Linked DNA regions of Homo sapiens: region 1 is linked to region 2. A link is an interaction called in ENCODE POLR2A ChIA-PET data of the cell type or tissue named here. Cell type or tissue: GM12878. All regions are shown on one strand. Links, peaks and the distances in the headings refer to the core of each region. The heading gives the core; the rest is flanking DNA. Region 1 overlaps ZFAND6 (zinc finger AN1-type containing 6). Region 2 has its middle 25 kb from the start of ZFAND6.

The links. ChIA-PET counts read pairs that join two places held together with the same protein. Peaks named below come from ENCODE experiments on the same cell type or tissue, not always from the same donor. Only the 100,000 strongest peaks of a DNase experiment are listed, where the experiment ranks them.
Region 1: POLR2A ChIA-PET joins it to region 2 with 6 read pairs; 4 of 35 experiments call an interaction of 5 or more read pairs at or near these places.

The regions. Positions count from the first base shown.
Region 1 is chr15:80,084,322-80,095,494 of GRCh38, forward strand. The region is part of intron 1 of ZFAND6 (zinc finger AN1-type containing 6); the gene reads left to right. Among named protein-coding and RNA genes, the nearest start is that of ZFAND6, 30 kb to the left of the region's middle. In GM12878, for the core only: no CTCF peak of the experiment used is centred there; no DNase peak of the experiment used is centred there.
Region 2 is chr15:80,028,817-80,039,989 of GRCh38, forward strand. No RefSeq gene overlaps it. Among named protein-coding and RNA genes, the nearest start is that of ZFAND6, 25 kb to the right of the region's middle. RefSeq lists enhancers at 3,189-3,934, 3,935-4,678, 4,679-5,422, 10,893-11,173. In GM12878, for the core only: no CTCF peak of the experiment used is centred there; a DNase peak (open chromatin) is centred at 4,125; H3K4me3 peaks cover 1,021 bases; H3K27ac peaks cover 1,860 bases.

The DNA of each region.
Region 1 (11,173 bases), core at 2,327-6,326, 54 kb after region 2:
TGGAGCATTTCAGATTTTGGATTTTCAGATTAGGGATGCTCAACTGTTAAGTATATAATGCAAATATTCCAAAATACAAAAAAATTTGAAATCTGAAACTCTTCTGGTCCCAGACATTTTGGAAAAAGGATATACTTCCTAATAACTGAGGCCTAACTGGCCAAGAAGTGGGAGGGAGGAGGGCCTAAACCAGATGTAATGGCATAAAAGGGTTAGATGAGGAGTATTGATTTAATTACTAATTTACGTGGGGGCAGTGTGTCAGAAATGACCAAGGCGTTAAGCCGGGTTGGCAGAGAGATGATAGTTTCCTTGAAAACAATACTAAGTTAGGCAAAGCTATTTCTTGGAGCAAGTTCCTGAGCTATGTTGAATTTTGAGATTTAGGATTTTCTCTTCAAGTCATTGAAGGTTTTTGCTTTTACTAACCTGCAGATTTGACTCTGTATTAGACTCTGAGGATACAGAGATAAATAATACATGCTGTCCCAGCATCTGAGGACCAGGTGAGTGTCATCCTGCATCATCAAGCCTCAGAATGTCTCCTAAGCTGCAGTCTGAACCTAATTAAGAATTTTTAAGTCGGTTAATCCTGCCATGCCCCCTTGGTTCCTATACCAAATACAGTTCACTACTCATTCCTTTTGCTCTAGAGCTCTATTCTGTAATGAACAAGATACTTAACTCCTCACAGAATCTTTGTTTCCTGCCCTAACTGAAGCTTTCATCTTTCAAAGGACGCCACTTTCCTCCTGGTCCTCAAGTGTTGGCTGCTGATTCTTCCATACGTCATACCAGGAGGTTAAAAGGGGAGTGAGTTCTGTGTTTTCAGACCATTACTCTTCTGTCAAGTATCAAGGCTACTCCTGTTCATTATCTCTTTTTCTTTTCTCCATCGTTCTTTCACGTTCATTTAGAATTTTTGTACGTGGTTTAAGTTCTTCACTCTGTTCAAGTGACTTTCCACTACTGTGAATGCTGGGATTTGGGTCTGTTTTATTCGTTACTGTATCCTCAGATCCTAGAACCGTAGCTGGCACATAGGAAATGCTTAATTTTTATTGAATACATAAATTCATTTAAATTTCAAAGTAAATTAATTTTTTAAACTCCTATGACCTTTGTCTCCAGAGCTTTCGTAATCAACTCCCAAAATCACGACCTTAATCATTGCTTAAAACAGTTCCACTTCTGAACTTTTCTGGTCATACAATTGAAATACATATTAATTATGGAAAATTTGGCAAATGGATAGGCAAAAACAAAAAACACTCATCATCTAACTAGTTAGCAATAAAAATGGATAAAAATATCTGTATATTTTTCTAGCCTTTTTTCTGTAAACATGCATACCTAGGTTTAATTTTTTTAATGGGGATCATATTGTACATACTGTTTTTAAAATTCCTGGTGTGTTTTGTGTGTGTGTGTTTAACTTTAGGATATTTTGTGAAATCTTTACATGTATAGTCATGTGCCACATAATGACATGTTGGTCAGTGATGGACTGCATATAGACTGTGGTCATGTGTGTTTATAATACTGTATTTTTACTGTACCTTTTTTATGTTTAGATACACAGATACTTACCATTGTGTATTACTCTCTTCGTCTCCAGACCTATAAAAAAAGGTAGTTTATCTGCACCCATACCAGTAGACGTATTAATTTTTTTTAGTTATTGGCAATTCATTGGTGAAAAAAATTTTATTTTATTTATTTATTTGTTTTTGAGATGGAGTTTCAACCTCTTGTTGCCCAGGCTGGAGTGCAATGGCGCGATCTCAGCCCACTGCAACCTCCGTCTGCCGGGTTCGAGTGATTCTCCTGCCTCAGCCTCCCAAGTAGCTGGGATTACAGGCATGCACCACCACACCCAGCTAATTTTGTATTTTTAGTAGAGATGGGATTTCTCCATGTTGGTCAGGCTGGTCTCAAACTCCCGACCTCAGGTGATCTGCCTGCCTCAGCCTCCCAAAGTACTGGGATTACAGGCATGAGCCACTTGCACCCGGCCTAAAACTTTTTATATTGAGGTATAATTTACATACCACAAAATTCACCTGTTTCATAAGTGTTCAGTATTTTTTAGTAAATTTATAAAGTTATGTTGTTACTACCACAATCCACTTTTAGAACATTTCTGTCACCCAAAATATTCCTTGAACCAATTTGTAAACAATCCCCTTTCCTACCACCCATTATGGGTAACCAGTAACCTATAGATTTGCCCTTTCTTGACATTTCATATAAATGGAATAATAACAAAAATGACCTTAAAATGTTATTGAGGTACATTCATGTTGCACTACCTGTCATTAGCTTAATCTTTTATTGTGATAAAATATACATAAAATTTACCATTTAAACTGTTTTTAAATAGACCATTCAGTACCATTAAATACATTCACATTGTTGTATAACTATTACCACTTTCCATCTCTAGAACTATAAAAATTGTCCCAAACTGAAACTGTACCCATTAAACTATAACTCCCAATCACGTCTCCCCCAGTCAGTGGTAACCAACATTGTTTCTGTCACTGTGAGTTTGACCATTCCAAGTATTTCACGTAAGTGGAATCATACAATATCTGTCCTTTTGTAGTGTGGCTTATTTAATTTAGCATAATGTCTTCAGGGTTCATCCAGATTGTAGTATGTATCAGAATTTCATTCCTTTTAAAGGTGGAATAATACTCTCTATATATACATACCACATTTTGTTTATCCATTCATCCATGTATGGACACTTGGCTGCTTTTATGCTTTGTCTGTTGTGAATAATGCCACTGTGAACATTTGCGTACAAGTGTGTGGCATATGTTTTTGTTCTTTGTGGGTAGAAACCTAGGAGTGGAATTTCTAGGTCTTAGGATAATTGCATGTTTAACTTCATACGAAATGGTCAAACTGTTTTCCCAAGTGGCTGTAGTTTTTTACATGCCCACTAGTCGTGCTTGGGAATTCTGTTTCTCTTCACCCTCATCAAAAATCGGTGTGGTCAGTCTTTTAAATTTTAACCATTTTAGTGGATGTGGAGTGGTATTCTATTGTGGGATTAATTTGCATTTCCTAAATGACTAATAACAACTCTGATTTGGAATGCTTAATATCCTACTTTTCTGACTGTAGCCTCCTGTCATTCCAATGCTCATTCTCCTTTTCCCAGCACGTTTATTCTTAAGCTTTAAGCTTTATCAAGATTTCTGGTCCCAGCACCTCTTGTTTCATTCTCTCCTCTAGCTTCAGTTCCCTCTTCAATCACTTTTCTTCCAGTATTCTTAGCTTTGAATCTTTGCCCAGTTTTGCCATCTACTCTGCTTCTAAGTGCTATCAGAGGAAATCATATAGTTTTGTTTTGACACTACTATGAATTTTTTTGTAACTTTTAATTTATATTTATTTTCAAACTTTTACATAGTTATTGCATGTACAGTACAAGGAGCTTTCATACATCGTTTTTCTAGATTCCCAATTGTTATACTGTGTCCTGTTTGCTTTATCATATTCTTACTTTCCTTGGGGGTGTATTATGCATGCATATATAAAAATTAAATTAGTATGCACATACTATATATGCATTGTATATATAATACATATGCATGCTATGTTTTTCTGAATCATTTGAGCATAAGCTGGAGACTTTTACCCCTACATACTTCAGTATATATTTCCATAGAGCAAGAATATTCTCTTACACAGTGTGATTAAGTTATCAAAATCAGGAATTTTAACTTTTATGCAATAATATTATTTAATATACTGTCCTTATTTAGTTTTGTCAGTTGTCTCAACAATACCCTTTATAGCTTTTTGTTTTGGTTTGCTTTGTTTTTTTAAGCTTTACTACAAACTTTATACTTTACAACTCCAGCTTGGACTTGTCCATCCTTTTTGATCCTAACCCTCTACCATTTTTCTGTGTGCTTATCTTAAACCTTCTCTATTCTTTAAGACTTTGGCCGAGCACAGTGTGGTTCATGCCTGTAATCCCAGCACTTTTAGGGCCAAGGTGGGTGGATTACCTGAGGTCAGGAGTTCCAGACCAGCTTGACCAACATGGTGAAACCCTGTCTCTACTAAAAATACAAAATTAGGGGGTGTGGTGGTGCACGCCTGTAATCCCAGCTACTCAGGAGGCCGAAGCAGGAGAATTGCTTGAACCCGGGAGACGGAGGTTGCAGTGAGCCGAGATTGTGCCACTGCACTCCAGCCTGGGCGATAAGAGCGAAACTCTGTCTCAAAAGAAAAAAACGACTTCGTCCTCACTCTTTCCTTATGCTTTATTGTTACCATTGACATAATTTTGTGAGTTTTCTCAATTTCCTGCCCCTTCTTTTCCTTAATTTACAAATACCTGTATCTTCATTTACCCTCTTTTCTTTATGGAAGATAAATTCTTTCTGGATAAGAAAATTCTGTTACGTGTGCTGTAGATCATTGCTGTCTAATATGGTAGTTAGTAGTGGCTATTTAAATTTATTAAAACTTAGCTCCTTAGTTGCACTAGCTCCATTCCAAGTGCTCCGTAGTTCCACAGGGCTGGTGGCTACTTAATATATTGGGTAGCACCTTTCTAGATTCCCTTCTTTCCCAACATTTGAGGGATTTTTCTTTATCTCATCTTTATCCATAATAGACCCACCATAATCTTGCCCTTGCTTATCTCAGTATCCTCATCTCAACGTGTACTGTACTTCAGTCACAGTAAACTACCAGCATTTTCTCTAAATACATTGTTTCGGGCCCTTTTCACTTTTACAGCTGTTATCTTCCCACATCTTCCTGAAAGACCTACTCATAATTGACAACTCCTTCTGTTCTTCACTGATCACACCAGATTGCAATAATTCAACATATTTGCCTCTTGTACCAAAGCTGTGAGATCCTTTGTGAGTAGGGGCCATATTCTGTCTTCGTGTGTGAGTGTGTGTGTTTTTTTTTTTTTTTTTTTTTTTTTGAGACAGAGTCTCTGTCACCCAGGCTGGAGCAGTGGCACGATCTCCTCACTGTAGCCTCCACCTCCCTGGTTCAAGCAATTCTCCTGTCTGAGCCTCCCGAGTAGCTGGGATTACAGGCTGTGCCACCACCTGGCTAATTTTTGTATTCTTAGTAGAGATGGGGTTTTGCCATGTTTGCCAGGCTGATGTTGAACTCCTGGGCTCAAGTGATCTGCCTGCCTCAGCCTCCCAAAGTGGTGGGATTACAGGTGTGAGCCACCACTCCCAGCCTAGCCTTTGTGTTCTCTTGACCTAGCATTCAACTATATGTTGAATTGAAATGAATATGTAATCTCTGCCTTCTAGCTGCTTACCATAGGCTGATTGATGATCACTTGTATAGACTCCATTGCCTGTGGAAATGGAATAGCTTTCCTTGTAATACTGCCTGAGCTCTGCTTTCCACCCAGTCCGTTTTAGCCTACTTGAGCCCTGGACCTTGACTGCTGTCTGGATGCTTGAACTATGTTTTCCTTTTTATTTTTCTAATCATCTAGAATCCAGCCTAACTCTCCACCCTTCTAGGTATTTATATTTTAAGAGTATCAGTCTACTTGTGACTCTTGAGTGCACTATGTAGAATCATGGTATCATGTTTTATTTAGTCTGTAATATCCTTCATCCTCATTCAAAATATTAAGGTGAGTCTCCCACCATAAACCAAAACAATCCTTTCCCTATAACGAAGCTAATCACTGTATAACTTCTCTTCCTTGTTTCTATTTGTGTTGTTTCATATTATATTGTGACTTGTTAATTTGTCTGTTTTCCTGAGTAGCAGCCATTCCTTATTCAAATCATACTGCTCAGAAACTTTTTCATTTCAGCTTACGTAGCTATTAAGTAGTAAAGCAAGAATTTGAAGCCAGATGTACATTTTTTTCTGTATCCTCAGTATCTGATAGTACCTAAGTACTCAAGAAATGCCTCTTGAATTGACCAGTGACCACAACTCTGTCAGAATCTGCATTTCATTCTTTTTGATGTCTTAGCATGTTCAGGTGCTTGAGCTTTGGAGTCAGACTCTCTGGGTTCAAATCCTTGCTTTACTGCTTACCAGCTGTTTGACCTGAGCAAGTTCCATAATCTCTGTAGGCCTCAGTTTCCTCATTCTAAATAGTTACTACTACCTTTAAGGGATATTGTGAAGATGAAAGGAGACAATGCAGATAAAACATTTATCATGGGACCCCTCAATTCTGTTCTTACTATTTGTCCTGCAATTCTGACTTACCTACTAGCTCTTAGTTAATCCTGCTCCATGCTCATCCCATGTTTTTGTTTGTTTTTTTAACTGGCAGAGCCAATGAGACATCTAAGTGAATTTCTAGTAGGCAGTTAGCAAAAACAACCCTGGAGAATGGTCTGAGAAAGAGTCATATTTGGGGGAGATTTGCTCAGAACTCCTATTTAGAACTTTGAAACCTGAGCTAATGTATATAAAAAGACAAATAGCAGGTGATGGGATTTTGAGATACCATTCTAGGAGCCATGTATCTTCAGGCAACCCAGTTTTCAAATATTTTTTATTGGTCTTCTAAATTTTTGGAATATTTTAGAAATAATAACTTTTTGACACCCTTAAAATACAGAGTCACACATTTGGAAGTAGCACAAAAATTTGAACTGCCTCTTTGCCGCAACCCACTAGAGGTTTATGTTTTTCTACTGAAATATTCTATCTTGTTGAATCACACATCCTAGGTTTTGATTTAGAAGATATGGTCACCATAGGTGTTACTTGACTTGGCCACTAGGAGGAAGAGAAGTTGCCAAAGGAAATTCTTGCAAAGAAAGATTTCATTAGTATCATATTTTCTATTTAGTTGTTAAGGGGTGTGTGTGTGTGTGTGTGTGTGTGTCGGGCACACGTGCACATGTGTAGTTTCTCACCCTATTAGGTGATTTTATATCAGAATGGGGTGAGAAGGAAGGAGGAGGATGTACGTGAAAATCTAGAGGTGTTATTGAGAAGACTGAGTACCACAAAAAGCTCTGAATCTGGATGCCTAATGGATGGTTTGTATGTGATTAAACTCCAAGCCATACTTCATTCTTCTAATCATTTTGGTAGTTTTCTCAGAATAATCAAATGTTCTTTTGAAAGAAAAGGTAACCAGGACCTTTCGTTCATTTGCTTTCGCAGAGTTCCGTTTAGATAAAATGGTTAATTTTTATAATGTTATGAAAACTAAAAAGTGAACTATTTTAGAGAAAAGTAACACTGAAGATTGCCAGTTTGCCATCGGTATCCTTGATTTGCTCTTCTTCATCTCTAATAACAGATACAAATTTTTAATATATTTACTATTAAAAAAAAAACTTTTTTTAAGAGACAGGATCTTGCTCTTGTCACCCCAGCTGGAGTGCAGACGCACAATCATAGCTCACTGTAACCTCAAACTCCAGGACTGAAGCAGTCCTCTTGCCTCAGCCTCTTGAGTAGCTAGCACTACAGGCACGTGACGCCATGCCTGGCTAATTTTAAAATTTTTTGTAGAGGCAGAATCTTGCCGTATTGCCCAGGCTGGTCTTGAACTCCTGACCTCAAGCGATCCTCTCACCTCAGCCTCCCAAAGTGCTGAGATTACAAACATGAGCCTCCGTACCTGGCCAATCCATATATTTAATATCTCACTTTGACTGTTAATGTTAATAGCTGATAACATTCTTGAAGGTAGACATTTGCTCCCTGATAATGAAGAAATGCTTTGTTTCTGAGTAGAGGTGATGTTTTTGTATTTAGTTTTCTCCACATATATCTGTCCCACTTGCAATGGATAGTATTTATCTGCAAAACAACTGTTAACTGGAATGAATTATCAAAGAAGATTTATAGAAAAAATTTGGTTTGTTGGTGGTTGGGAAAAAAAAAATCAACTGGCCAGCATGGTGGCTTCCACCTGTAATCCCAGCACTTCAGGGATCAAGGTGGGTGGATCACTTGATCCCAGGAGTTCGAGACAAGCCTGGGCAACATGGCAAAAACCCATCTCTACAGGAAAAAAAAAAAAAAAAAAAGGATTGCTTGAGGACGGGAGGCGGAGGTTGCAGTGAGCCAAGATCGTGCCACTGCACTCTAGTCCGGGCGACAGAGTGAGACTCTGTCTCAAAAAACAAAACAACTGCGTATCCTCATTAAACAGTATAATAAACTGAATGTGCTATTTAAAACATATCAGTTATTCATTGTTAACATGTTTTATTAGAGGGGTAGTAACGTTTTAATTTATTCAAAGTTCTAAATGGTAAGAGAGAGGGGGGAAAGTTCTTGTCTCATCATTCAGGCTGAATTAGTGTCTTACATTTTGTATCCCTCAAGGCTGTGCACGTAATCAGTGGTGGGTGAATGGGTTCATTGACGGTGTTACCCTGGAATGTTTTACCTTGGCAACATTGACACACTATAATACCAATAGAATTTTTAAAAATTGTTTAAATTTGAAGGCTACTCTTAAAAATAGCTATTATTTTGAGCATTTTAATTTTGTGGTAAAGAAGCAAAAATGTTTCAAATGAATTATATTAAAATACTTTTATATTTAGCTCTCTGAAGAAGTCTTTTGGTCTCAAAATACCCAATTTACTGTAAGTTAATATTTAGGCTTTATGTTTAAATATTGGCTACTACAATTTTTTTTTTTTTTTGAGACAGAGTGTCGCTCTCTCACCCAGGCTGGAATGCAGTGGCACGATCTCAGCTCACTGCAACCTCTGCCTCCTCGGTTCAAGCAATTCTCCTGCCTCAGCCTCCCGAGTAGCTGGGATTACAGATGTGCGCTACCATGCCCAGCTAATTTTTGTGTGTGTGTGTGTGTTTTTAGTAGAGTCGGGGTTTCACCATGCTGACCAGGCTGGTTTCGAACTCCTGACCTCGTGATCCGCCTGCCTCGGCCTCCCAAAGTACTGGGATTACTAGCGTGAGCCACCATGCCCAGGCAGGACTTTCTTTTTTTTAAATATACAAGTTTTTGTCTAGAAAAGGAACTCTTTAGGAACTTGAATTATTTTGTAATATAAATGTAATAGATGAGCAAGAAGGTTGTATTTGAGGTGTGGGGAGGGAGGTTGCTTTCTCTATATTCTTTCAAATAATCGGAAAACATGAAGAAGTGATTCCTGGCTGGGCGCGGTGGCTCACGCCTGTAATCCCAGCACTTTGGGAGGCCGAGACGGGCGGAGCACCGAGGTCAGGAGTTTGAGACCAGCCTGACCAACATGGTGAAACTCCGTCTCTACTAAAATACAAAATTAGTCGGGCATGGTGGCGCATGCCTGTAATCCCAGCTACTCAGGAGACTGAGGCAGGAGAATCGCTTAAACCCAGAAGGCGGAGGTTGCAGTGAGCCGAGATCGCGCCATTGCACTCCAGCCTGGGCAACAAGAGAAAAACTTTGTTTCAAAATAAATAAATAGTTAGATAGATAACTTAATTTGGAGTTTTTAGCAAGGAGACACACTTGCTACTGCCTTCTCAATGGAAGAATAGCAGAGCTTTACTGGAGAAGTCTTGTCTCTGTTCTTTAATTCCAGTGTAGTTTCGGGAAGGGTGCAGTAGAATAATAAGATTGGGAGGAGGTAGACATTCACCTGACTTAGATCTGTGAGTCATACCTTATCATCAGTGGAAAGGTTTATGTCATTTGGCACTTACATTTGGTATTTTAAACTGGAGCACTATTTATTATAACTCAGTCATCATAAATCAGTTTAAACTGCTGTTGGATTGGATGGAGTTTGTGTGTGGAAACAAGATAAGGAATCTGGTTCTTTTAGCTATTTAGAATCCTTGGAACATGAGGTTCAGATGCTTACCAGGTTTTATTTTGCAATAATTCAAATTTATGGAAGGTTAAAATAGACATGTATTTCCTATCCCAGTCCCTGGGCTGGCAACTGAACTAGGCCTGGTACTAGTCTGTGGCCTGTTAGAAACCTGGCTGCACAGCAGGGGAGCGCGTGGGAGCTGGCATTACCACTTGAGCTCCGCCTCCTGTCAGATCAGCAACACTGGATTCTCATAGGAGTGCGAACCCTCTTGAGAACTGCTCATGAGAGGGATCTAGGTTACACACTGCTTATGAGAACCTAAGGCCTGATGATCTGAGGTGGAACAGTTTCACCCTGAAATCATCCCGCCCACCCCTACCCCCTACCCCAAAAACACACACGGAAAATTTGTCTTCCACGAAACTGGTCCCTGGACCTCTTAGTAAGATTAACCCATTGTTAACATTTTGTGCTATTTACTTATTCATTCTCTGTCATATTATTTTTTTCTGAATCTTTTGGGATTAAGTTGCTTACATCATGTTCCTTCACCATGTAATATTTCAATGTATAGTTTTAACAACAAGGACCTTCTCTTGTATAACTGCATTACAGTTATTAAATTAAGGAAATATGCAGTTATCTAATACACAGTCCACATTCACATTTTACTAGTTTTCCCATTAATGTTTTTTTTCTTTTGTGTGTGAGACGGGGTTTTGCTCTTGTATCCCAGGCTGGAGTGCAATGGCTCACTGCAACCTCTGCCTCCCAGGTTCAAATGATTCTCCTGCCTCAGTCTCCCAAGTAGCAAGGATTACAAGAGTGCCATCACGCCCGGCTCGTTTTTGTATTTTTAGTAGAGATGGGGTTTCACCATGTTGGCCAGGCTGGTCTCGAGCTCCTGACCTCAGGTAATCCACCTGCCTCGGCCTCCCAGATTGCTGGGATTATAGGCGTGAGCCCAATAATCATTCTTTAGGGATTTTTTTTTTCCTGTCCAGAATCCAACCCATAATCATTCATTGCATTTAGTTGCCACATCTCTTTATTCTCCTTTAATCAGGAACATTTCTTCAGCCTTTCTTTGCCTTTAATGACACTGACATTTTTGAAGAGAGTGACAGACCATTTATTTGTAGAATCTCCCTTAATTTGAGTGTATCTAATGTGTTCTCATGATAAAATTTAGGAATGTGGTTTTGGCAGGAATGTTACACTTGTGTGCTTTTCAGTGCATCACATTAGGAGGCACATGTCCACTTGTTTCCTTATCAGTGATACTTACTTAGATCTTTAGGTTAATGTGATACCTGCCAGGTTCCTCTACTTAAGTTAATATTTCTCCTTCTGTAATACATAATTTGTGGGAAGACACTATTAGACTCAATATATACCAG
Region 2 (11,173 bases), core at 3,985-7,984:
GAAAAGCAAAAGAGATAATGTATCTAAAAATGTTATGTAAACTGAAAAAATATTGTCCTGAGCTAGTAATCAGGCTCTATCTCATGAACTAACTCTCATGAATTTTTTAGAGCTGTCTGGAGAACTGTGTTGAGAAGGATTCTGAGGGGTACATCCAGGTTTATTGGGAAAAAGTACTATTGTTGGGTAAAAATGCCTGCTGTGATTACCAGGGTTTGTTGGCATTGGAAGGGCACTGGTAAAGACGGTGTCACATATTTGACATTACCACTCTAGATAAGCAGGTGTTGTAATTAGCATCATAATGACAGAAGTCATCTGGAGCAGCCCTAAGAAGACAAAGAAGCAGCAGCAGCATTCAAGAAGCGGAATATCAGCTAAAAGAGAATGTAGCCTAAAGAAACAAATGACTTATTTTGCTGGATGAGGAGTTGGTTTCCCAAACAGCAAACTCCAAGCTGAGCCTTGGTGGGTTAGGAATAGAGCTGAACATTTAGCTCCTTCTCTACCTCCTTTGTGAGTTCCCATTCATCTGCCATTTCTCAAGTGTCCAGGCCAGGTCCTCTTCCATTGTCATGATGCCAACTTGCAGAGTAATCTTTTTTTTTTTTGAGACAAAGTCTCACTCTGTCGCCCAGCCTGGAGTGCAGTGGTGCAGTCTCCACTCACTGCATCCTCCGCCTCCTGGGTTCAAGCGATTCTTGTGCCTCAGCCTCCTGAGTAGCTGGAATTACAGGCGCCTACCACCATGTCCCACTAATTTTTGTATTTTTAGTAGAGATGGGGTTTCACCATGTTGGCCAGGCTGGTCTCAAACTCCTGAACTCAGGATATCTACCTGCCTCAGCCTTGGGATTACAGGCGTAAGCTACCGTGCCCAGCAGCAGAGCAGTCGTATCCACTCCCATGGCTTTAACCACCTCCATGAATATCTCTGCCCCAGATTTCCTAAGCTCTACAACTGCATATCCAAATGCTATCTGTACATTTATACTTCGCCTATATGAGACCAAGTGTCTAGTTGCAAGCAACAGAAAGCAACCTTCGTGAATTTACACAGAAAAAAAATGTTAAAAATATTAAATAGTTCACAGAATCTCTGAAAGGACACTAGGCAACACAGCAAAAAACGTCAAAGATCATGCCACAGAAGTGCCATCAGTGGACAAAGTCATAGAATCCTGGGCCACTAATATCACTGACATTGAATACTAGATGCTGCAGCTGGAATAGGTGCCATGCCAGCCTCAGAACACTGGCAGGACAAACTCTCCTGCTGCCTCCTTCACCTGAATGGATTCTGTATGCCATTAGCTTCCAAATCAAAGTCTGAGGGAGAAGTGTCTGAATGACAGTGACTAGGCCATGTGCCGGTGCCTTGGACGCAAGGAAATCTGAGAAAGTACGAGTTGGGCATTTTTCGCTTTATGGTGGGAGGTAGGCTCTGCCTTATAAAGTTTGCAAGAGGGTTTAAATGCTAGATGGCCCTTTTGGGCTAAGATGATATGGTGGAGCCACAAGAGGGAAGGAGTCTGGTCCCCTAAACCACCATGTCACCTTGTTGCCATGCTGATCTGAAATACCTGCATCGGATTGTCATGTGGAGCAAAACAAAAATAAAATAAAATAAACCCAAAACATCTATAGTGTTAAGCCACTGAAATTGTAGAATTTATTTCTTATGGCAGATAGCAGTATTATCTTAACTACCATAGTGGCCCAAAATCATTTTAAATTTCCACTTGATTGCCTCAGCAGATTCTTAAATTCAGGAGTCATCCTCTTTATCCTACACCTCCAGATTTGCTCTCCTTTGTTTCCAGCCTCCCTAGCCCTCAGTCAGAAGCTTGGCTGTCACCTTGCACTCCTCCCTCTGCTTCACCCCTGACATTCAATCAGAGACCAAATTCTGCAGATTCCTGCTGTCAATTCCCTCCTCAGCTTTTCCACTTTTACTGTCTTGGCCCATTCACCAATTCTCATCTCTTTTCTGCTCTGACTACTGGATCAGTCTCTGAATGTGTCCTTGCCTTTACTCTGCCTCAGCTCCAGTTCATTCATCCATTCATCCATCCATCCATCCATCCATCCATCCATCCAACCAACCATCCATCCAACCAACCATCCATCCATTCAACCATCCAAGCATTCATCCATCTAAACATCCAATCATCCATCCCATCCATCCAACCTTCCAATCATCTATCCATCAACCTATGCAATCATCTATCCATCAACCTATGCAATCATCTATCCATCCATCCCATCCATCCAACCATCATCTATCCATCCACTTAATTTATATGTATTAAATACATTACCAGGGGTTAGACAGTATAAATGTTATAATAAATGAGTCCTTGACAGAGGACCAAGTGTTGGGGAGACCAACGCTAATGAAATAGTCTCACTAATAAATATGTAATTACAGGTGCTATGAAAGAAAATTACAGGTTGCTGTGAGAACATCATAATGGGGCTCTGAACTGGTTAAGAGGTCAGGGACATCCTCCTTGAGGAGGTGACTTTTGAGCTGAGGTCTAAAGGCTAGAGGAGGTAAATTGGTCAAGGAGATGGGGACTATGATCTTTCAAGCAGAGGGAACAGTGAGTGTGAAGACTCTGAGGCAGGGAGGAGCTGGACACATTTGGGAAGCCAAAAGTCCAATGTGGTAGAAGAACCAGTCTTTTTTATCATGGTATTCCCAGGACCTAGCAGGGTGTCTGACACATAATAGGTGTTTCAAGAGCTTGTTGAAGGAGCCCATGAATGAATGAAGAGATGGGTGGTGGAGACAGATGGATAAAGAAATGGAACTGTAATCATGGCACAACGTACCACTGAAAAACAGAGCTGCAGCCTCCTTGCTGGTCTCCTTACTTCAGGTTTGGCCACCTCCAATCCCTACTCCACCCTATGGCCCCAGGAGCTTAGGCCATTATAGCACTTATCACACTGGATATAATTGACTGGTTATTGTCTCCCTCCTCCTCCATAATGAGCTCCACAGAAACTTGTTTACCAATAGAGTCCCAGCACCCAACCCACTGCCTGCAAAGAGGAAGCATTGCATATAAAAATTTAATGCGCTGGTAGGCATAGGAGGCAAACACCCAGCATCAAAGTCAATTGGGCAGGAGAGGGTGGAGTTGAGAATGAGTAAAACACAGTCAGCTGCCAGTGTCAGCCAGCACAGGAGGGGCTGAGAGCCAAGTGGAGCACTTACATGCCAGTGGCATTTGACAGTCATATATAGAGACAAGCCTAGAGCCTGCAGAGATGAGCAAGAAAGCAGGTGCAGGAGATGCAAGGAGGAGCTGCAGGGCAGGCCCACGTCAAACAGGGGATGGCATCCTTTTGGCCTTTAAAGAGCTTGGCTTACACCTGTCAGGTCACACAACGCCCTTCAAAAGAAGGCACCCATACCTCCTGACACTTAACTTCTTTTTTTTTTTTTTTCTTTGAGACGGAGTCTCGCTCTGTCACCCAGGCTGGAGTGCAGTGGCACGATCCCGGCTCACTGCAAGCTCCGCCTCCTAGGTTCATGCCATTCTCCTGCCTCAGCCTCCCGAGTAACTAGGACTACAGGCGCCCGCCACCACGCCCGGCTAATTTTTTGTATTTTTTAGTAGAGACGGGGTTTCACCGTGTTAGCCAGGATGGTCTGGCTCTCCTGACCTCATGATCTGCCCGCCTTGGCCTCCCAAAGTGCTGGGATTACAGGCGTGAGCCACCACGCCCAGCCTTAACTGCTTTTCCTACTGCATCTTGGCTGTGTGTGTGTGTGTGTGTGTGTGTGTGTGTGTGTGTGTGTGTGTGTATAATGCATCCCCTAGGAGGACATCCTGTTTCTAGCCTCTGCACCTTCCCAATGCCCAGCCCAGTGCCTGACTCAGTGCCTGAGTAAATGTGCGTTGGAGGAATGAACAGCCAGCAAAAGAGAGAAGACATTGGGCCTGGCAGCAAAGCAGCTGGAAGGGAGGCCCCTAAACAAACAGAGCCTCTGCCAGGAAATCTAACAAACGAGGCCCCATGGACGATTGTGAGTTGTTGTTTGAATGCTTCCTGTTTGCTGGCTTGAAACCAGACTTCCTACAGTGTCTATTCTGGTCCTCTCACTTTGACTTACCGCTTTTCAAAATGATCAGTTTCACCATTCATTCTGCCCTTTTGGCTCCTAGTTTCTGCAACAGACAGATTGAATCTTCATGCATTTATTCATGAAACACTTCTGGAGTCCCTATTATGTGCGATACACTAAGTCACCAGACTCAGGATTCTATGAGAGAACCTGGTGGGAAAGACAGCTACAAATAAAAATTCACAATCTAGAGTGATAAGAGAACGAAACACCAGGGTGACACTGGGGAGCAGACACTCACACCAAAATAATATATGATTGTGTTTTTCCTGAATTCATTTCCTCATATATGAGTGACTAATGAACAAGATTGGAGGTATTTGGGTCAGGAATGCCACTAATTGTTTCCCAAACACCCAGCTGTGTGGTCATTCAGGGCAGCTGGGAACAAACACCAGCCCAACAGTGTTCAAACTTCCAAGGACCAAGCCTGGGGGCTTTGCCACAGCACCAGCAATTACTCATTTGGCATGCGGCCACTCCTCACTCAGCCCCAAGGACCTCAGTCCTGCACTAGAGGGGTTTCCTGGGACAATGCTAAAACCAAACCAGTTCTGGGCAAACTGGGACAGTTGGTCACACTGAAGTCTGTGGGCTTTGCTGAACTTGCAGGTCTGCACACACGCCAGGACAGCTGGTCTGGATCGGGGATAATAGAGGGAGAGGCATTAACTGCTGCGTGGAATCTTAGCCTCAGCACCTGCCTCTCTAATCTGGCACCCTGCCAGCCCCAGCTCCTAAGATGCAGGCCACTCACACTTCCTGCCTGCTGACTCAGCCACACCTCGGCTGCTTAGTTAGTCCTGATGGAGGCAGGACAAGTGGCCTTGAGCCAGTGAGGAGGGTGGAGACCCTGCTGCTCTTCATCACTCTATCCTTAGCAGCTAGCATGGTACTCCATGGAGCAGGGGTTCACTAATGAATGAGTTAAGAGTGGTCTTATGGCCGGGCGCGGCGGCTCACGCCTGTAATCCCAGCACTTTGGGAGGCCGAGGTGGGTAGATCATGAGGTCAGGAGTTCGAGACCAGCCTGGCCAAGATGGTGAAACCCTGTCTCTACTAAAAATACAAAAATTAGCCAGGCATGGTGGCGCACGCCTGTAGTCCCAGCTACTTGGGAGGCTGAGGCAGGAGAATCACTTTAACCCAGGAGGTGGAGGTTGCAGTGAGCCGAGATCGTGCCATTGCACTCCAGCTTGGGCGACAAGAGTGAAACTCTGTCTTAAACAAAACAAAACAAAACAAACAAACAAAAAAAAGAGTGGTCTTAGTCTCTCTCTGTTCAGTGGGGCTTAAAGCCTCTGACTCCTGCCATGTACTCCCCTCTACCCGCCTCCTAAATTCTCTTCTGTTGCAACTGAAATACGGGACACCAAGACCCCAGGGACCAAGCCAGAAAATGCATGCTGCCTGAAACCCAGCCGTTTCTCACTTTCCCACTCCATGGGGACTCTTTTAAGGCTGCGCAGGCCCCTTTGGCCAATATCTGACTGCCGCCTGCCCCCTTCCCCCCTGAAGTGGCCTTGCCTTTTGCCTGCCAGACTTCCCATGTGCTGGAGTTTCCTGGGCAGATCTCCGGCATGTTGGCTGCTCCACCGCCCACAGCCTCGGGTCTGGCAGCTGCCTAGATGGGGATCCTATGTTTTACATACGCCTCCTGGGAAATCTGCATGCTGACTTTTCTGACCTTCTGAGCTGACAATGCTTTTGGGTTCTATCCCCACCCCACCCATCTGCACCCTCAGGGTCAGTCACCATCAGTCGGGTGATGAGGAGGAAAACAAGGTATTAAGGGAAGTTCCAATCTTTTATTTTTCCCCCATCAACACATTTACCATCAGCTAGCACCTGAGTCCCTGGAGAGCTGTGAGGAGGGTGTAGGAGGATCACGGGGCTATTTGTAGACACAGCCTCAGAGCTGGAGGGAACTGTCTGGGTCACTGAGCCCAGCCTCCCACCTGAGCAGGAAAGCAAACTTGCTGTACTCTGTCGATAAATGGGCCTTAAGCTTTTGCTTGAATCTGCCTTCATGGGTGGCTCACTCCCTTTCTGGGGTGTGGTTCATGGTTAGATTGTGCCTACTGTTAGGATGTTTTCCCTATATCTCTTGTAGTAAAATGAGCCCCTTGTTGTACATGTCAAATTCCAATGTTGCACTCCTGGATTCTGGTAAGCTTACCCTGTCGGTACCACTGTGGGTTGAGATGAGATCTCCCACTAAGGATGGGATGTTTCCCATCATTGATCCATTGTATCAATCAGGATCCCGACAGGTGCACTCAAGTTAGGATAACATGAGGAAGATTTATTTTCAAAAGGACTACTTACCAACTTATGGGTGGGATAGACAGGAACCCCAGAGACAGTGCAGTGATCTGCCTTCACTAGCAGTGGAGATCTTACTTGTTAGGCCTGATGGATCAGGGGACAGACTGGTAGTTTCTGGAACCCACAAAGTGGAGTCATGTATAGGAGCTGTCTATCAGAACCACCTAGGGGCTTTCCAAATGCACTCTCCACTCCCAGACTCCCCAGGAGAGTTTCCTAGAGCAACAGGGAATGCAGGCTGGTTATCAGGGCCTGTGAAGCAAAGAAGCTGCATTTCATCACCAGATGTGAAGGCTGAGTTTGGGGCTAAGAAAGAGCAAAGTTGGAGGGGTTAGGACTCAGGCAGGCACTGGCCTGGGGCAGGGAGCCTGGGCAAAGCACAAATGTGGCCTGTGAGAGGCCCTGCAAATGAGATGAGCACCTGGGGCCTATTGTTGCAGTTGACCTCTGGCCTGGCCAGGGCCTGTGTTGCTCCCCAAGATTTCTTTGCCACCCCAGACTCGGGATCCATTTCCTTGAGTAACAGACGGCTCCTGTTCTCCTCACTTGAGAGTTCTTTTGTCTGACTGGACTCTTCCTTGTTTTTGTCAGTTCAGATGAGTGACCTTGTTCAGCTGAAGTCTTTTCTTTGGGCCTGGGGCCAACTTTTCTTGGGGCCCACCTGCTGCCCAGTTCCTCTATGATCCAGCTCTAATGCTTCCCAAATTATAAGGTGAATAAAAATCCTTAAGGACCTTGTCAAAATGACAACACTGATTTAGTAGGTCCTGGTGGGCTCAGAGATGCTACATTTGTAGCAAGCACTCAGATAATACTGATGCTGCCCGTCCACACACCACACTTTGAGTAGCAAGCCTTGAACCCAGTGGTTCTCAATTCTTGGCTGGAATGAGCTTGAGCTCATCTGGAGCACATGGTGAAAACACAAAGGCCCAGGCCCTTGTGTACTCCAATGAGCCTGGACCTCAGCCAGCTGCATTAGCTCTCAAGGTGATTCTCATATACATTAGGGTTTCAGAACCATTGCTGGGCCTCTAGTGTGTTGCAGGTGGCTGGCCTGATTGGGTAGCATTGGTTGCCAACTGCATTTAAGGCCCTGGCACAACTCCCTGCCAAGACTTCCTGGAAGGCTCTTTCCCTAAGGGTGGCTTTATGTTGTCATTCCTTGACATTATGGGTCTCCTGTAGTCCCCCTCATCACTCTCCAACAATAGGTCCCTTTCCTTAAAGCTCCAGGTCAGTGCTGACACTGGATGTCCCCATTGCCTATAGCAGTGTTAGCAAACTATGGCCCACAGGCCAAACCAGCTGGCCACCTGTTTTGTAAATAATGTTTCATTAGAACAGTCATGCTCATAAATACAAATACAAAAATGCTCCCATCCCCTTTGCAAATAGCATGATCAGGAAAATTGTCTCCCTTTGAAATATAACTTCCTATGAAGCTCCTATTAACCAGAGCTTTGAGAGCATGGCATGTGCCCAGTGTTGAGGACACAAGGCTAGGCCACAGATAATGAACTCTTCCCCAGCAACCCCTGCAATGACCCTCCTCCCTGGGGGTCTGTGGATACTTCCCCTGCCTCCTTCTCCCCTATTTACATGCCAGGGCTAAGAGGGTGATAGACAAGCGTGAAACAAAATTACTTTCCATGTGAAACAGGCTACCCTACTTTGGCTGCCAAATGAAAATGCGAAAAGGTTCAAAAATACAGTTTCTTGATGGATTGAAGATTGTGGAAACGGTGAGAAGGAAATGAGGCGGCCACTAGGGAAGCCCAGAGGAGATGTGGTGAGGCACCTAACATCCCCCTCTTCTACAAACCTTCAACCCCAGCTGGGATGCACAGTAAGAAAATTCAAGCTTCTTGGCCCGGCACGGTGGCTCACGCCTGTAATCCGAACACTTTGGGAGGCTGAGGCAGGCGGAGTACCTGAGCTCAGGAGTTTGAGACCAGCCTGGGCAACACGGTGAAAACCCGTCTCTACTAAAATACAAAAAAAAAAATTAGCTGGATGTGGCAGCGTGCACCTGTAGTCCCAGCTACTCGGGTGGCTGAGGCAGTAGAACTGCTTGAACCCAGGAGGCAGAGGTTGCAGTGAGCCGAGATCGCGCCACTGCACTCCAGCCTGGGCAACAGAGCGAGACTCTGTCTCCAAAAAAAAAAAAAAGAAAATTAAAGCTTCTTTTAGGCCTCCCGTCATTGCAGCAACTGCACTGTCAAAGGTACAGCATCATCATCTGACCCAACAACCTCCAGGTAAGATATAGCAAGGATCCTCAGCCTGGGACTTGGCTCCATCCAATGCTTTGGAAGGGGAATCTGGCTTGACATTACAGGTCTCCTGCAGGCTCCCTCATCACTCTCCGATGATGGGTCTCCTTCCTCAAAGCTCCAGGTCATTGCTGACATTGGTTGACCCTGCTGCCTAGAGCAAACTATGGCCCATGGGCCAAACCAACCATTTTGTAAATAATGTTTTACAATAATGTATCTACAAAATAGCACCTATTTTGTAAATCACGTTTCAATAGAATACAGTCATGCTCATTTATTTATATCAGACCTCCCTCCCCCCAGTTACATTTTGGGTTGTGACAACTGAGGAGTGCTACTGGTATCAACTGGGTAGAGACTAGGATGCTGCTAAATATCCTACAGTTCACAGGACAGCCTTCATAACAAACAATGATCCAGCCTCAAATGTCAGCAGGCCAAGGTGGACAATACCTTGTGTATTGTTTATGGCTGCTTCTGAGCTAAAATGGGAGAGTCGAGTAGATGTGACAGAGATCACATGACCTGCAGAGCCTAAAACATGTTCTATTTGGATTTTGTACTAGTCAGGGTTTTCCATAGAAACAGAACCAATAGGATAGAGAGAAAGGAAGAAAAAAAGAGAGAGAGATTTAAGGAACTGGCTCATGTGATTATGGAGGCTGGCAAGTCCAAAGTCTGCAGGGTGGACTGGCAGGCTGAAGACCTGGGAAGAGCCAAGGTTGCAGTTTGAGTCTGAAGGCTGTCTGCTGCAGGATGCCTTCTTCCTCAGGGGAGGTCAGTCTTTGTACCATTCAGTCCTTTGACTGATTGGATGAGGCCTACCAACATTGTGGAGGGCAACCAACTTTACTCAAAATCCACTGATTTCAATGTTAATCTCATCCAAATGTACTCTCACAGAAACATCCAGAATAATGTCTGACCAAATATCTGGGTACTGTGGTCCAGCCAAATTGACACATAAAATTAACCATCAAAGCCAGGCGCCGTGGCTCACACCTGTAATCCCAGCACTTTGGGAGGCCAAGGTGGATGGACTGCGAGGTCAGGAGTTCAAGACCAGCCTGGCCAATATGGTGAAACCCTGTCTCTACTAAAAATACAAAAATTAGCTGGGCGTGATGGTGCGCGCCTGTAATCCCAGCTACTTGGGAGGCTGAGGCAGAAGAATCACTTGAATCCAGAAGGTGGAGGTTGCGGTGAGCTGAGATTGCATCACTGCACTCCAGCCGCGACAGAGCAAGACTCTGTCTCAAAAAAAAAAAAAAAAAAAATTAACCATCAAAGGCTTTTACAGAAAAAGTTTGTAGAACCCTCGGAGTCCCACCTCACCAGAGCTGAAGACTTGTTGGATTAACCTCATGAGAGGATTTTAGGTGGGCGTGACTTTGGATGTCAAGGAGAATGGAGAGTAAGCTGTGATCAGAACGCTGTGGTCATGCCTCCATGGCTCTAGCTGACTCCCCCAAGGGCAAAGTCCACCCTGACCCTCCCCTATGGACACAGTCCTTAGTTTACAATGTAATTTCACATTTTTTTTTTATTTGAAACGACCCTTTAAGGTAGAGTCCGGGGAGATGATACTGTTTCACTGATAAGCAAACTGAGGCCCAGAGAGGTGAGGTAATACCACACAGGGAGTTCGGGTGAGAATGGTGATCTCCTGGTTCCCAGTTTGGTGTTCTTGGGAATCACAATTCACTCTAGGGTGACCAACTGTTCTGTGTTGCTGTTGTTGTTGTTGTTGTTGTTTGAGATGGAGTCTTGCTTTGTCACCCAGGCTGTAGTGCAGTGGCACGATCTTGGCTCACTGAAACCTCCGCCTCCTGGGTTCAAGAGATTCTCCTGCCTCAGCTTCCCGAGTAGCTGGGACGACAGGCATTTACTACCACGCCCGGCTAATTTTTGTATTTTTAATAGAGACGGGGTTTCACCATGTTGGCCAGGCCAGTCTCGAACTCCCCACCTCCCGACCTCAGGTGATCCACCCACCTTGACCTCCCAAAGTACTGGGATTGCAGGGGTGAGCCACCGTGCCTGGTCCTGTTCTGGTTTTTATAGGCCCAAGAGATTTCCTGGAATGCAGGATTTTAGGTGCTAAAACTGGGGAAATCTGAGGCAAACTGGGACAAACTGATCACCCCACTTTGCCACCTCATGGATGTCTGACCTCAGTTACCCTAGCACTAAGTAGAATTAGCCAGCCAGGAGCTCAAGGCCCTGGGGAGACCCCTCAGTTAGGTGTGATGTGAGCAGACTGCCAGCACGGGCACCAACCGGTGTGTGTCCCTTTTCTCCAAACTCGAGAACAGAAATGTGATGGCAGCTTGAAGGGGGCTGGAAGGAGCTCTAGAACCCAGAGGTGAGACCTGCCTCAGCCTGCACCCCCTTTAGCAGCCAATGCCCCTGCTTGCCCCTAAGT